Linked DNA regions of Homo sapiens: region 2 is linked to region 1. A link is a loop called in an ENCODE intact Hi-C map of the cell type or tissue named here. Cell type or tissue: ascending aorta. All regions are shown on one strand. Links, peaks and the distances in the headings refer to the core of each region. The heading gives the core; the rest is flanking DNA.

The links. Hi-C counts contacts between places; a loop is a spot of excess contacts. Peaks named below come from ENCODE experiments on the same cell type or tissue, not always from the same donor. Only the 100,000 strongest peaks of a DNase experiment are listed, where the experiment ranks them.
Region 2: a loop joins it to region 1, with 3 times the contacts of the local background. A loop is called at or near these places in 2 of 110 quality-filtered maps.

The regions. Positions count from the first base shown.
Region 1 is chr2:223,462,191-223,469,131 of GRCh38, forward strand. No RefSeq gene overlaps it. Among named protein-coding and RNA genes, the nearest start is that of SCG2, 140 kb to the right of the region's middle. In ascending aorta, for the core only: no CTCF peak of the experiment used is centred there; a DNase peak (open chromatin) is centred at 3,791; H3K27ac peaks cover 1,729 bases.
Region 2 is chr2:222,990,562-222,997,502 of GRCh38, forward strand. No RefSeq gene overlaps it. Among named protein-coding and RNA genes, the nearest start is that of KCNE4, 58 kb to the right of the region's middle. In ascending aorta, for the core only: no CTCF peak of the experiment used is centred there; a DNase peak (open chromatin) is centred at 3,940; H3K4me3 peaks cover 563 bases; H3K27ac peaks cover 4,183 bases.

The DNA of each region.
Region 1 (6,941 bases), core at 1,353-6,352:
GTTGAGGAAAAGTTTAGAACTTCCAAAAGACTTGTTGAATGGTTGTAACTAAAATGTTGATAGTGATATGGAGAGTGAAGTTGAGGCTGAGGAGGTCTCAGATGGAAATGAGGAACTTATTGGGAACTGGAGTAAAGGTCACTTTTGCTATGCTTTAGCAAAGAGTCTAGTTGCTGTCAGGCCTCTGAGCCCAAGCTAAGCCATCATAACCCCTGTGACCTGCACGTATACATCCAGATGGCCTGAAACAACTGAAGAACCACAAAAGAAGTGAAACAGCCAGTTCCTGCCTTAACTGATGACATTCCACCATTGTGATTTGTTCCTGCCCCACCCTAACTGATCAATGGACCTTGTGACATTCCTTCTCCTGGACAATGAGTCTCAGGAGCTCCCCACCAAGCACCTTGTGACCCCCGCCCCTGCCCGCAAGAGAAAACCACCTTTAACTGTAATTTTCCACTACCTACCCAAATCCTATAAAACTGGCCCACCCCACCTCCCTTTGCTGACTCCTTTTTCAGACTCAGTCCACCTGCACTCAGGTGATTAAAAAGCTTTATTGCTCACACAAAGCCTGTTTGGTGGTCTCTTCACATGGATGCACGTAAGAGTTGCATTATGCCCCTGCTCTAGGGATCTGTAGAACTTTAAACTTGAGAGTAATGATTAAGGGTTTTTGGCAGAAGAAATTTTAAGCAACAAAACATTCAGGATAGCCTGGCTACTTCTAACAACCTATGCTTATATGTGTGAACAAAGAAATGACCTGAAACTGGAACTTATATTTAAAAGAAAAGAAGAGCATAAAAGATTGGAAAATTTGCAGCCTGGCCATGTGATAGCAAAGAAAATGCCATTTTCAAGGGAGCAGTTCAAGCAGGCTGCAGAAATTTTCATAAGTAAAAGAGGAGCCAAGTGCTAATAGACAATGGGGAGAAGGCCTTGAAGACATTTCAGAGACCTTCTAGGCAGCCCCTCCCACCACAGGCTAAGAAACCTAGGAGGAAAGTTTGGTTTAGTGGGCCAGGCCCAGGGCCCTACTGCCCTGCACAGCTTTGGGACACTGCTCCCTGCATCCCAGCTACTTCAGCTCCAGCTGGAGTTAAAAGGGGCCCAGGTACAGCTCGTGCCACTGCTTCAGAGGGTGAAAGCCATAGGCCTTGGCAGCTTCCACGTGGTAGTAAGCCTTTGGGCATGCAGAGTGTCATAGCTGAGGCTTGGAAGCCTAGATTTCTGAAGATGTATGAAAAAGCTTGGATGTCCAGGCCGAAGCCCTTATGGAGGACCTCTACTAGGGCAGCACAGAGGGGAAATGAGGGGTTGGAGCCCCCATACAGAGTCTCCAATGGGGCACTGCCATTTGGAGCTGTGAAAAGAGGGCCACCATCCTCCAGACCCCACAACGGGGTCTGTCACAATCTACTGACAGCTTGCCCCCTGCACCTGGACAAGCCTCAGGCACTCAACACCAGCCCTTGCGATTAACCACAGGAGCTGAATCCTGCAAAGCCTCATGGACAGAGATGCCCAAGACCTTGGGAGCCCACCCCTTACACCAGTGTGCCCTGTATGTGAGATATGGAGTCAAGGGAGACTATTGTGGAGCTTTGAGATATAATAATGGCCCTGCTGGGTTTCAGGCTTGCATGGGGCCTGTAGCCACTTTCTTTTGGTGAATTTCTCCCTTTTGGAATGGGATTATTTCTTAATGCCTGTACTCCCATTATGTCTTGGGAGTAACTAACTTGTTTTTGGTTTTACAGGCTCATAGGTGGAACAGACTTGCCTTGTCTCAGATGAGACTTTTGAGTTTGGATTTTTATGTTAATGATGGAATGAGTTAAGACTTTGGGGGACTGTTGGGAAGGCATAATTGTATTTCACAATGAGAGGGACATGAGATTTTAGAGTTGGGGGGCAGAGATAGAATTATATGGTTCGGATCTGTTTCCTTACCAGATTTCATGTGTAATTGTAATCTCCAGTGTTGGAGGTGGTCCTGGTGGGAGGTGACTGGATCATGGGGTTAGAGTTCTCATGAATGGTTTGGCACCGTCCCTCCTTGGTACTGTATAGTGAGTCAGTTCTCACAAGAGCTGGTTGTCTAAAAATGTGCAGCACCTCCCCCACCCTCTCTCTCTTCCTTCTGCTCCAGCCATGTGAAGTGCTGGCTTCTCCTTCACCTTCTGTTGTGATGGTAAGTTTCATGAGGCCTCCTCAGAAGCTGAGCAGATGCCAGCACCATGCTTCCTGTACAGCCTATATCACCATGAGCCAGTTAAACCTCTTTTCTTTATAAATTACCCAATCTCAGGTATTTCTTCATAGCAATGTGGGACCAGACTAATACACCTCTCTAGGAGATAAACATGAGAGAACTTGAGGCCAGAGGATAAAGAAGAGAAAAGCATATGGAATCCTGGGCCTTTACCCCACCTATAGGAAATTGCATAGCTTTTGGGAGGGGATTATATCCATTCTCCCTGCAAACTAAAAGAGAGTGTATTAGTTTACCATTCCTGCTGTAACAACCAACCACAAAATTAGTGGCTTAAAACAATGCAAATGTATTACCTTACAGTTCTGGAGGTCAGAAGTCTAAGATGGGTCCACTGGGTTGAAATCAAGGTGTTGGCAGAGCTGCATTGCATTCTGGAGGCTCTAGGGGAATATCTATTTACTTGCCTTTTCCAGCTTCTACAAGCTGCCCACATTCCCTGGTCCATGGGCCCTTTCTTCACCTTCAGAACCTGCAACAGCCAGTCAAGTCTTTCTCACATTCCACTGCTCTGACACTAGTTACCCTGCCTCCCTCTTCCACATTTAAGGACCTTTGTGATTACACTAGGTCTGCCAGATAATCCAGGATACTCTCCTTATTTTAAGGTCAGCTGAGTAGCAACCTTAATTCCTACTTACCACGTGATATAACATATTCAAAGGTTCTGTAGATTAGGATATGGATGTCTTTGTAAGGAGGAAGGAAAGAATTATTCTCTCTACCACAGAAAAGCTGGAAGAAACAGCTCTCCATTCATAAGTATCCATTCATAAATATCCATTCATAAGTATCTGGAGTGCCATTCTTTATCCATTCATCAATATTTGCAGTGCCTATAGAAGGGGTAGCATCAGTTTCAAATTGGACATAAGCTTAGGCTACTCAGACCCATTGTCTGTCCTACCAGAGGATAAGAAAATTAGAGATCAATGGCAAGCTGGAGAAAGGGAGCAGCCTGAACCTTTTCTGTGGATTAACCAGAACTGCTAATATGGTTTGGCTGTGTCCCGACCCAAACCTCACCTTGAATTGTAATAATCCCCACATAACAAGGGCAGGGCCAGGTGAAGATAATCGAATCATGGGAGCAGTCTCCCCCCTACTGTTCTCGTGGTAGGGAATAAGTCTCATGAGATCTGATGGTTTTATAAATGGAGGTTCCCCTGCACAAGCCTTCTTGCCTGCTGTCATGTAAGATGTGCCTTTGCTCCTCATTCGCCTTCCACCATGATTGTGAGGCCTCCCCGGCCATGTGGAACTGTGAGTCAATTAAACCTCTTTCCTTTATAAATTAGTCAGTCTTGGGTATGTCTGTATTAGCAGTGTGAGAACAGACTAATACAACTGCAGAAGACAATTAGGCACGAAGTGTCTTTCTGCAAGCCAGAAACCCTGGGAGGTGAGGCAAGAGGCTGTGGAGTGTGACTCTGGGGATAACAGTTGGGGGTGATGATGAAAGAGGCAAAGCTAGGTCTTCTGTGCCAGGGAACTTGTGCAATAGGAAAACCTCATGGCTCGGTGCCTCCAAATTGACTCATGTGCATGCCTCTGAGAACCAGCACTTCCCCTGCTGCACCAAGGGTAACAGAAAAGGTCAAACTGACCAGAAGAGCAATGGCCATCAACAATAGTGCAATCACATGGGCAGTTAAGGAAAATAAAGTGGTGCTCTCTTTACTTCTATCTCATTTTCCATCTCTCCAACTCCCCAGAGAAGTTAATACTAGAAAGGGTGGTACAGGTGCCTTTAGAAAGTCATCCAAATTCTATCCCTACTCAGAACTTTTAGCCTCAAGTAAGACAAAGCTGTGTTGGTGAAGGGATAAGGAAGTATGAGATTACAATTTAAAATTGGTCTGAACCAGACTTTTGAAAACTTTTTACTGAAATATAATACACCTACTTTAAAAAGTACACTGAGGTGTATAGATTGCTAAATTTTCACAAACTGAACACACCAATGTGACCAACATCCAGATAAGAAGCAAAATATTACCAATCCCCAGATACTCCCTTATTCCTTTCCACTCTCAAAGCCTGCTCCCTCTAGAGTAATCAATATCATGAATTTAAACAACATACATTAGTTTCACCTGTTTTTGTACTTTATACAAATGAAATCACATAGTATATTTTGGGTCTGACTCCTTTCGTTCAACATTATGTTGCTGAGAATCATTTTTGTGTTTTTACTTGTATTGGTAGATCATGTATTTGCACCTTTGTAAAATATTCTACTATATAACTACACTGCAATTTATCTATTCTATTGTTTATGGACATAAAATAGCTTCTAGTTTAGAGGTATCAAAAATAGTACTTACAGTGAATATTCTACTATGTGTACTTTGTGGAAAATATGCTTACTTTTCTGGTTGATATGTACCCAGGAGTGGAATTTTGGGTCATATCTTCAGTTTGGACATATGTTACTGTGTTAGTCCATTTGTGTTGCTATAGAAGAATACCGGAAACTGGGTAATTTACAAAGAAAAGAGGTTTATTTTGGCTCGAGTTTCTGCAGGCTGTATAAGAAGCATAGTGCCAGCATCTATTCCTATTGAGGACCTCAGGTAGTTTATAATCACAGATGAAGGCCAAGGGGAGCCAGAACATCACATAGTGACAGGGGGAGCAAGAGCACAGGGAGAGGTGCCACACTCTTTTAAACAACTAAACTTTACATTAACTCACTGATTACTGCAAGAAAGTCACCAAGCCATTCATGAAGGATCTACTCCCATGACTGAAATATCTCCCAACAAGCCCCACTTTCGACACTGAGAATCACACCCAACATGAGATTTCAAGGGGACAAGCATCCAAACTATATCAGTTATCAAATAGTTTTTTAAGGAACTGTGTGGAAGGCCTATTGTTTCACATCTTAATTTTATACTTGGTAGTTTCTGTTTCATTTGAGCTATTCTAATGGTTGGGTAATAATATCTCATAGTTTTAGTTTGTATTTTTCTGATGACTAATGAAGTTAAACAACTTTGTATATGTTTATTGGCCATCTCAATACTTACTTTTTTGAAATATTTGTTTAATCTTTCATCCGTTTTTTTGAGTTGTCTTACTCACATATAGGGCTTCCTTATATATTCTGGATATGAATCCATATGAATCTCAATATTCATAAGTGAATATCTTCTCTTACTTGGTAAGTTACTTTTTTATTCCCTTTTAATGATGTCTTTTGATGAACAGAAGTTCTTAATTTTAATAGAGTCTAATTTATTAATATTTTTATGGTTATATGTTTCATGTCTCCTTTAAGAAATCTTTGGCACCTCCAAGACAATGAAGTTATTTGGATTAGACTTTTTATTAATTGAAAGTGACAAGAAAGCTATCAGTTCTACCTAGAAGGCTGTTTCATCTGAGTGTGGTTGAGGGTAATTGTTGGAGACAAATCAAATTTTGTCACATTTGTACCTTATCTGTTTCAGGCTGTTTGACACAGGAGCTGCACAAAGAAAATATAGCTGTTGCTTTGGTTTGGTTTGGTTTTGATTTTGAGGTAACATTCTGAGAGTCATCTTTTATTTTACTTTTATTCTTTTTACAACTGACACATAATTGTGCATATTTACAGGACACAACATATTTTAATACATGTGTAAATTGCGTAATGATAAAATCAAGGAAATTAGCATATGCATCACCTTAAACATTTATCATTTCTTTGTGATGAGGACATTCAAAATCTTTATAGCTTTCTCTGAGTTAGGGAAGAAAAAATTTACTCTTAACAAAACCTCAGTTTCTTCTGGTTTGAACAATGCCTTTGTATTAGTCTGTTCTCATGCTGCTAATAAAGACATACCTGAAACTGGGTAACTTATAAAGGGAAGAGGTTTAACAGACTCACAGTTCACCATAGCTGGGGAGGCCTCACAATCATAGCGGAAGGCAGAGGAGAAGCAAAGTAACATCTTACATGGTGCCAGGCAAGAGAGCATGTGCAGGGGAACTCCCCTTTATAAACCCATCAGATCTCGTGAGACTTAATCACTATCACGAGAACAGCACAAGAAAGACAGGCCCCATGATTCATTACCTCCCACCAGGTCCCTCCCATGACACATGGGGACTATGGGAGCTATAATTCAAGATGAAATTTTGGGTGGGGACACAGCCAAACCATATCAGCCTTTCAGATAAATGTTCAGTCTTCCTTCCCACTCTTCTAAAGATGTATGAATGGGGAGCACCCTGTGTCCTTTTGTGGCAATAAAGGGTATTCTTAGGCTATTCTTTGGATACTTGCTGGATTTCTGGCAATGGAGTTTTCCAATGTATACTGCTCACATTTCTGGAATTTGTTGCTAAGGTCTATAGACAGAGGGTTTGTGGTTTATCCTCTTTCAGTATGGCCAGGTACCATGGCATCACCTGGGGTCTGCTTGTGATGCTCAGTTGATTCCTGGCCTAGGTGCTCTCCCTGCAATCTTTGGCACAGACTCATTTTGACCCCAGCACAATGACCTATCTGAGAGGTCACTGTCCAGCATCACCAGCTGCCCTCTACAGAGCAGGCTGACACTTTTGGACACCTTCCACTGTTATCACCAAGGAATCAGGAGAAAACTCAGGAGTTTAGACTCAAAGTTTCCCTCTGAACCAGCAGGTCATACCCTTTGTTCTCCCA
Region 2 (6,941 bases), core at 1,060-6,059, 470 kb before region 1:
ATGATTCAATTATCTCCCACTGGGTCCCTCCCATGACACATGGGAATTCAAGATGAGATTTGGGTGGGGAGACAGCCAAACCATATTGGGTGCTAATCCCATTCACGAAGGCAGAACGCTAATGAACTAATTACCTTCCAAAGGCTCTATCATCACCTTGGAGGTTAAGTTTCAACATATGAATTCTGGGGGGACACAAACATTCAGAGCATAGCAAATTTAATTTATAGTAGTTAAAGGTCTGCTCTCATATTCTAAATGGGTTGTCATTGTCATCATTATCATCATCATGATAACAATCATGTCAACAATGATAACCACCGCCACCACTCACTTTGGATGGAAGAGCTTAGGTTAGGTTCAGGATAAGGTAATTTTTAATAAAGATAAGCCCAAAACACACATAATCCTTGCCTTAAGATGCAGACATTCTCTTGCCTGATTCCACATTACAATATTAGGCAGGAAAAAAATATTACCTTAGGAACTGAGTGATAAATAATACAAAGCCGTCTTTTCCAAACCCACATCACTGCCTTTGTTCAGACCCTCCCGATCTCTTGCTTGACTTTGTGGTACCTTCCTCACTAGTTTCCCCACCTCTGGTCTAACCCCAGTTGCATTATCCCTGGTACTGTAGCCAGAAGGATATTTTTATTTATTTATTTATTTTTTTAGATGGAGTCTTGCTCTGTCATCTAGGCTGGAGTGCAGTGGTGCAATCTTGGCTCACTGAAACCTCTGCCTCCTGGATTCAAACAATTCTCTGGTTTCAGCCTCCTAAGTAGCTGGGATTACAGGTGTGTGCCACGATGTGTGGCTAATTTTTGTATTTTTAGTAGAGAAGGGGTTTCACCATGTTGGCCATGCTGGTCTCGAACTCCTGACCTCAAGTGATGTGCCTGACTCAGCCTCCCAAAATCTTGGGATTACAAGTGTGAGCCACCTCACCCAGCCCGTAGGGATCTTTCTAATATGCAAATCTGATCATGATGCATCCTAATCTAAACCACTTACATTTCTCTAATTTTCATGCAACAATGTCCAAACCACTAAATAAAGAACGTAGAGATCATAGGATGCACTATGCCCTGACTTTTTTCTGCTTGGGTAGTCTCATCTCTAATACTGCTACCGAACGCAGTTCCCTGAATACATAAGCTAGTCTTCATCTTCACATTTTTTAAGTTGACTTTCCTTTAGCCTCATAAACTCTTTCCTTTTTTTCTTGGTCTGGCTAGAGAATCATTATTCATCCTTTAAAAGCCAGCTCAAATGTTGTTTCCTCCAAGAAGCCTTCTTTGATATCTCTAGAGACAATTAAGAGTTTATTTCACCATATTCCCATAATGCCTTGCTTCTATCTGTATAAAAATCTTAAGACCAGAACAAATTATTAGAACACTGGGAGGCCTAGGACAGTGGAGTTTGTGCTTAGTTCACCTTAATATCTTCTCCACAAGGCTGAGTACAGAGTTGGTATTGATAGTTATTGAATGAGTGAAAACACACATGTTATTTAAAATAATCTTTGAGTATAAACACCAAAAGTTTATTTTTCTGATGAGAAAGTCATCTTTTTCCCCCCTCCTGAGAATTCTTTTCCCATTTACTTTGGTGAGAATGGGATGGAGGGCTAGGAACAGAACTAGGAGGGACAGGAGAGATGAAGGGGATTAGAAGAGATTGGAGTGTAAAGAGTGATAATTGAGACAGAAAGGAAGTGAAAACAAGGCTATTCCTCTTTATGTTAGTGTATCAGGCTGAGGTCCAGAGAGAAAAATCCCCGTGGGTTTTCAAAAAGGAAGCTTGGGCTCCCAGTATGTGTCCATGTAGCAGAGCAGTGTCTATCTGTCCCTGCTTCCAAGGGAGGAAAGGAGAACGTGTGAGGTCTCTGTGTACAAAGTTCAGAAGGAACTTGGGTATCCACACTACAGCTGTCTCTACATTCTGTTTGTTTTCCTTTTCATTCTCCCTCCCAGCACTTAGGAACCTTCCTTTTCAGGCTGTTCAGCTGAAGATGACCAGGAAACATAACCTAAACAACCCTAAGCCTTTGGGCCAAGGGCATTCAGCCTTCCATTGCTCCCAATCCAAGAGCTAGATTTTGAGCGTCTTCCATTAAGGACCCATTTTGCTTGAGAACTGTGTCCAGTGTCTTGGCAGTGCTTGGTAGCCCTCTGGAAAGATGCTGGCTTTTCTAGTGGCAGGACTGAGTGGCATGTAGGTGAACGGGCAGTAGTACTGTTGGCCCGCCTGAACATGGGGAAGTAGATTTGGGGGAAGAATTAGTGCTGTATGCTTTTATCCTTGAGGATGTGAAGACAGCCTGGAAAAGGTACTCTTGGACCATGCTCTTGCCTTAAGAAGAGAATGTCATGGTGGAGGCAGGAGCACCTGGAGCCTGGCTGCCAAGATCGTTGACTTTTATCTTCCCAGAAAATTGTGCTCCTATAGTTAGCTCTGTAAGTGGAAGCTCCTCTCTCACAGTAGATTCTGTTTTGTGGTGGGCTAATGACTTAGCATAGCTCCTTTCTCTGTCCTGAAATATCTAGGCCTATTGCCCACTTTTTAGGACCTAGCTTCAAAGGAGCAGAGGTGAGGGAAGGGGCTTATCCCTCATTTGAAATAGGAATATGGACAAAAATTGGTTAAATAAAATGTCCAAGGTAGGTGTGGTCAGTAATTATCCCTGGAGAGGTATTTCTGAGATGAGATACCAGAAAGGGATAACAAGAAACTTGAGGGGTATAAAAAGAGACAATGGGTGATGGTGTTCATAGGAGACTTTTAGTTGCATTTTAGGGACCGACAGACAACAGTTCTATTTCAGCTGCTAGCTGATAATTTCCTGATTCCTTCTTTCACTGATATGGTAAGGCTCTCCTTCCCTAGAGTGCTGGTCTTGATGAAACTGTCTTCATTTGCTCCTTTTTAGAGATGTTTCAGTTCTTTCTCACAAAGGGAAAAAAAGATAATTGAATATTAAAATATTCAAATGTATGGTTTATCCCTGGGATAACTAGACTCAAAATCTCCAATTAGTAGGATATTCTGACCAGACCATATTATCCTTTCATCATCTAGCCAGCTACACATAGACACGAGGTCATATTTTCCTGGTCTTTGGTACTTTAGGAGCTTTACTATTTCAGAAGTACTTCAGAAGCAGGGATTCAATGAAATACATGCACATACACAACACACATATGTACACACCAGCCTTTTTCATGATTAGGATTGGTATGGAGGAAAATTAGGTAATGTCTCTCATTCATTTATGAAATATGTTTTGAGCACTTCTATGAACTAGCTTTTCTACTAGGAGCTGGGATACAGCAGGGAGTAAGTCAGAGGCTCTTTATTTGCATGTGGTTCAAAAACCGATAAACATCAGGCAAATAATGCAAATCTCTATTACTCCTACAATACACTATTCCAATTTAATTTTTTTTCCCTCTGTTTTCTGTTGTGGGAGTCCTCAGGGTCTTGGCAACTTTCCAGTTCTAGAACAGATGCATGGAAGGCACAGTCAGGGATGTGTCTTAACATCGATTCATCTCTGCCAGACAACTGGATGAGCCAACGGGTTTCTTGGGAGCGTCTGTCTCCCTGACCACATTATGAAAAAGCCGATACCCACCCTAACCAGGACGCCCATTCTGTTGACTTTCAGCACTGCCCTGGTTTCAGGAAGCATCTGTGGTGCTTTTGCCCATTAGCGTTTCATGCTGTCTGCCCAGTGTCCATAGATATGATGGGAAGACCACCTGGTCAGAGGTGGCTTGCTCTGTCTCACAGTGGAATCCTGGCTTCTCTCTCCATCTTGTTTATAAAGCTGCATCTGCTCAGTCTCAGATGAGAAGAGGACACGAGGCAGCACTGCTGGCAGCTCTTAGTCACTCTGCAGAGAGTTCTGGTAATTTTCCTCTGTGAGAAAGGGGGCTGGTTGCCAGCCTCAGTCTGTGATTCCTGTGCTGTTCCCTCCAGTGTCAGCTGATGAAATAAGGCCTTTTGATTTCCTTCACTGTTACATTCTCTGGCAAAGAACCACCAGGGAAATGAGACTAGGAACTTTCAGGCTATCCCAGGCAGCTGAGAAGTATTCATAGAAACAAAAATATTAGATTCGTTAAATATTAAGTGCCAAATCACAATGATACACTGGTGCTCATGAATGTATTACGCATATGTAGATTTGAACATAACGTTTGCACTTGTATGTTTTTCTCCCCAGAAGTTTGCATCAGTTAGGAAAGAATAATATTCCCTTTGCATTATCTTGGCTCTTTCTGGATGAAAAGCAAAAACACCATTTAGCTCTTGGCCCAGAGGTGTTTCTCTTCTGTACATTTTTGGGGCAGGGTTTTCTGAGGGAATGTGGGCCTTTCATTTCTTCTTTATAATCCTATATTCCAATTATTGTAGAAGCCTTTCCTCTTGGAAGATGTGGGTTTAGGGTGTCTAGCACTGCACACCCTGGTTGAAGTATTAAATCTCTCATACTTTAGATTTGTGATTCTGGTGGGACAATTAATTATAGGATCCTCCTCCTTTCCTATAAGCTGCACAGTATAGGCCTGGTTAATTACAAATTCCCATTTTCTTGACCACTCTGATGATACAGGTAAGAGCCTGGTACCTGAGACGGACCAATCTTTCTTTAGGGTTCTTCTGTTTGGAGCTGGAGCTCTGAGAAGAAATCTTGCACTGGGCTTGAGAACAGGAAGCACACTAATTAAAAATCTACTTCACCACTGATACGTTTGGCTCTGTGTACCAACCCAAATCTCATCTTGAATTGTAGTCCCCACAATCCCCACGTGTCAAGGCTGGGACCAGGTAGAGGTAATTGAATCATGGGGGCAGTTTCCCCATGCTGTTCTCGTGATAATGAGTGAGTCCCATGGGATCTGATGGTTTTATAAGTGCCTGGCATTTCCCCTGCTTGCACTCATTCTCTCTCCTGCCACCCTGTGAAGAGGTGCCTTCCACCATGATTGTAAGTCTCCTGAGGCCTCCCAAGCCATGCAGAACTATGAGTCAATTAAACCTCTTTTCTTTATAATTACCCAGCCTCGGGTATTTCTTCATAGCAGCTTGAGAATGGACTAATACAACCACCATACAGAGAAAGTCTGTCTATGCCACTGAAGAGTACTTCCAAATAGAGAAAATCAGAGAGTGGGCTGGACTGGGAGGCAGAGGTTTCCTCATTTATGTTCCTAGACACAGTCAGCAACGGAACTAAAAATGTCCTACCTAATTGATAAGGTGAAGCAATGTGTTCCTTATAACATCTCTCTGTTTTAATATAACTTTGCTGATCAGAAAGGAAAAGGCAAAAAATTGAATCACCACTAAAGGACTTATCCATGTGACCAAAAACCAACTGTTCCCTCAAAATGATTGAAATAAAAAAAGTCAAATACTATATAACATTAGCAGAATAAAACATTGTTGCTATTATGAGTTAATTTTTTAAACTAGTTATTATAAATACATATAAAAGTTGTTAAGTTTTGAATATTTTATTTTATTTTATTTTATTTTTTTAGATGGAGTCTTGCTCTGTCACCCAGGTTGGAGTGTGATGGTGTGATCTCGGCTCACTGCAGCCTCCGCCTCCTGGGTTCAAGCGATTCTCCTGCCTCAGCCTCCTGAGTAGCTGGGATTATTAGCATGTGCCACCATACCCTGCTAATTTTTGTATTTTTAGTAGAGACAGGGTTTCACCATGTTGGCCAGGCTGGTCTCAAACTCCTGACTGCAAGTGATACACCCACCTCAACCTCCCAAAGTGCTGGGATTACAGGTATGAGCCACCATGCCTGGCTGAATATTTATTTTATAAGCAGCCACTTTACTGAGTGCTATAATTTGGCCACAGTATTTTTTAGTTGATTTTCTTGGGTTTCACCAATAGATAAATATATTACCTACAAATAATGATAATTTTGTGTTTTCTTGTTAGTTATATCCCATTTGTTTTTGTGTATATCTTTTTCCATCTCTCTCTACTTTTAACCCACCTATATTATTTTATTTAAAGAGAGATTTTTAATAGCATATAGTTGGCTCTTCAAAAAATTTATTTTGGCAATCTATCTCCTTTAACTGCTGTGTTCGGACAATTTTCATTTTATGTAATTATTGCTGTCTTGATTTGTTTTCTGTTTATTCCTCCATTAAAAAAATTTCTTGTTATCCTTTTTACTCTTGTTCTTTAGATTCATTGAATTTTTTTAGTGTTCTATTTTGATTATTATACTGAGTTTTTGACTATTTCTGCTTGTATACTTTTTAATGTTTGCTCTAGGGATTGCAATATATATTCTTAACTTTTCATAGTCTATTTAGAATTAGTATCCTATTACTTTCTGGAGGATGTAGGAATCTACTACTATATAAAATCCCTTTATCCTCCCCTCTTTGTGGTCTGTTTTTCATATGTATTATATTTGTATACATTTTAAATCTTATTATACAATGCTATACATTTTCCTTTCAACTTTCATGCATATTTTAAATAAATTAAGAAGACAAAAACAGTCATCTTCCGGACCATTATCAATTCTGTTGCTTTTCCTTTATTCCTGAAGTTTCAAATTGCCCTCTGGTAACATTTTCATTCCATTTGAAGTACTTTCTTTAGCAATTCTTTTAGACCAGGTCTACTTGCTGCAAGTTGTCTTGGCTCTTCATCTGATAGTATCTTTGTATATTACTCTCATTCCTGAAGGATATTTTGATGGATATAGAATTCTTTTTTTCTTTTTTCTTTTTTTTTTTTTTGAGACAGTGTTTGCTCTTATTACCCAGGCTGGAGTGCAGTGGCGTGATCTCGGCTCTCTGCAACCTCCGCCTCCCAGGTTCAAGTGATTCTCCTGCCTCAGCCTTCTGAGTGGCTGGGATTACAGGTGCACACCACCACACCCAGC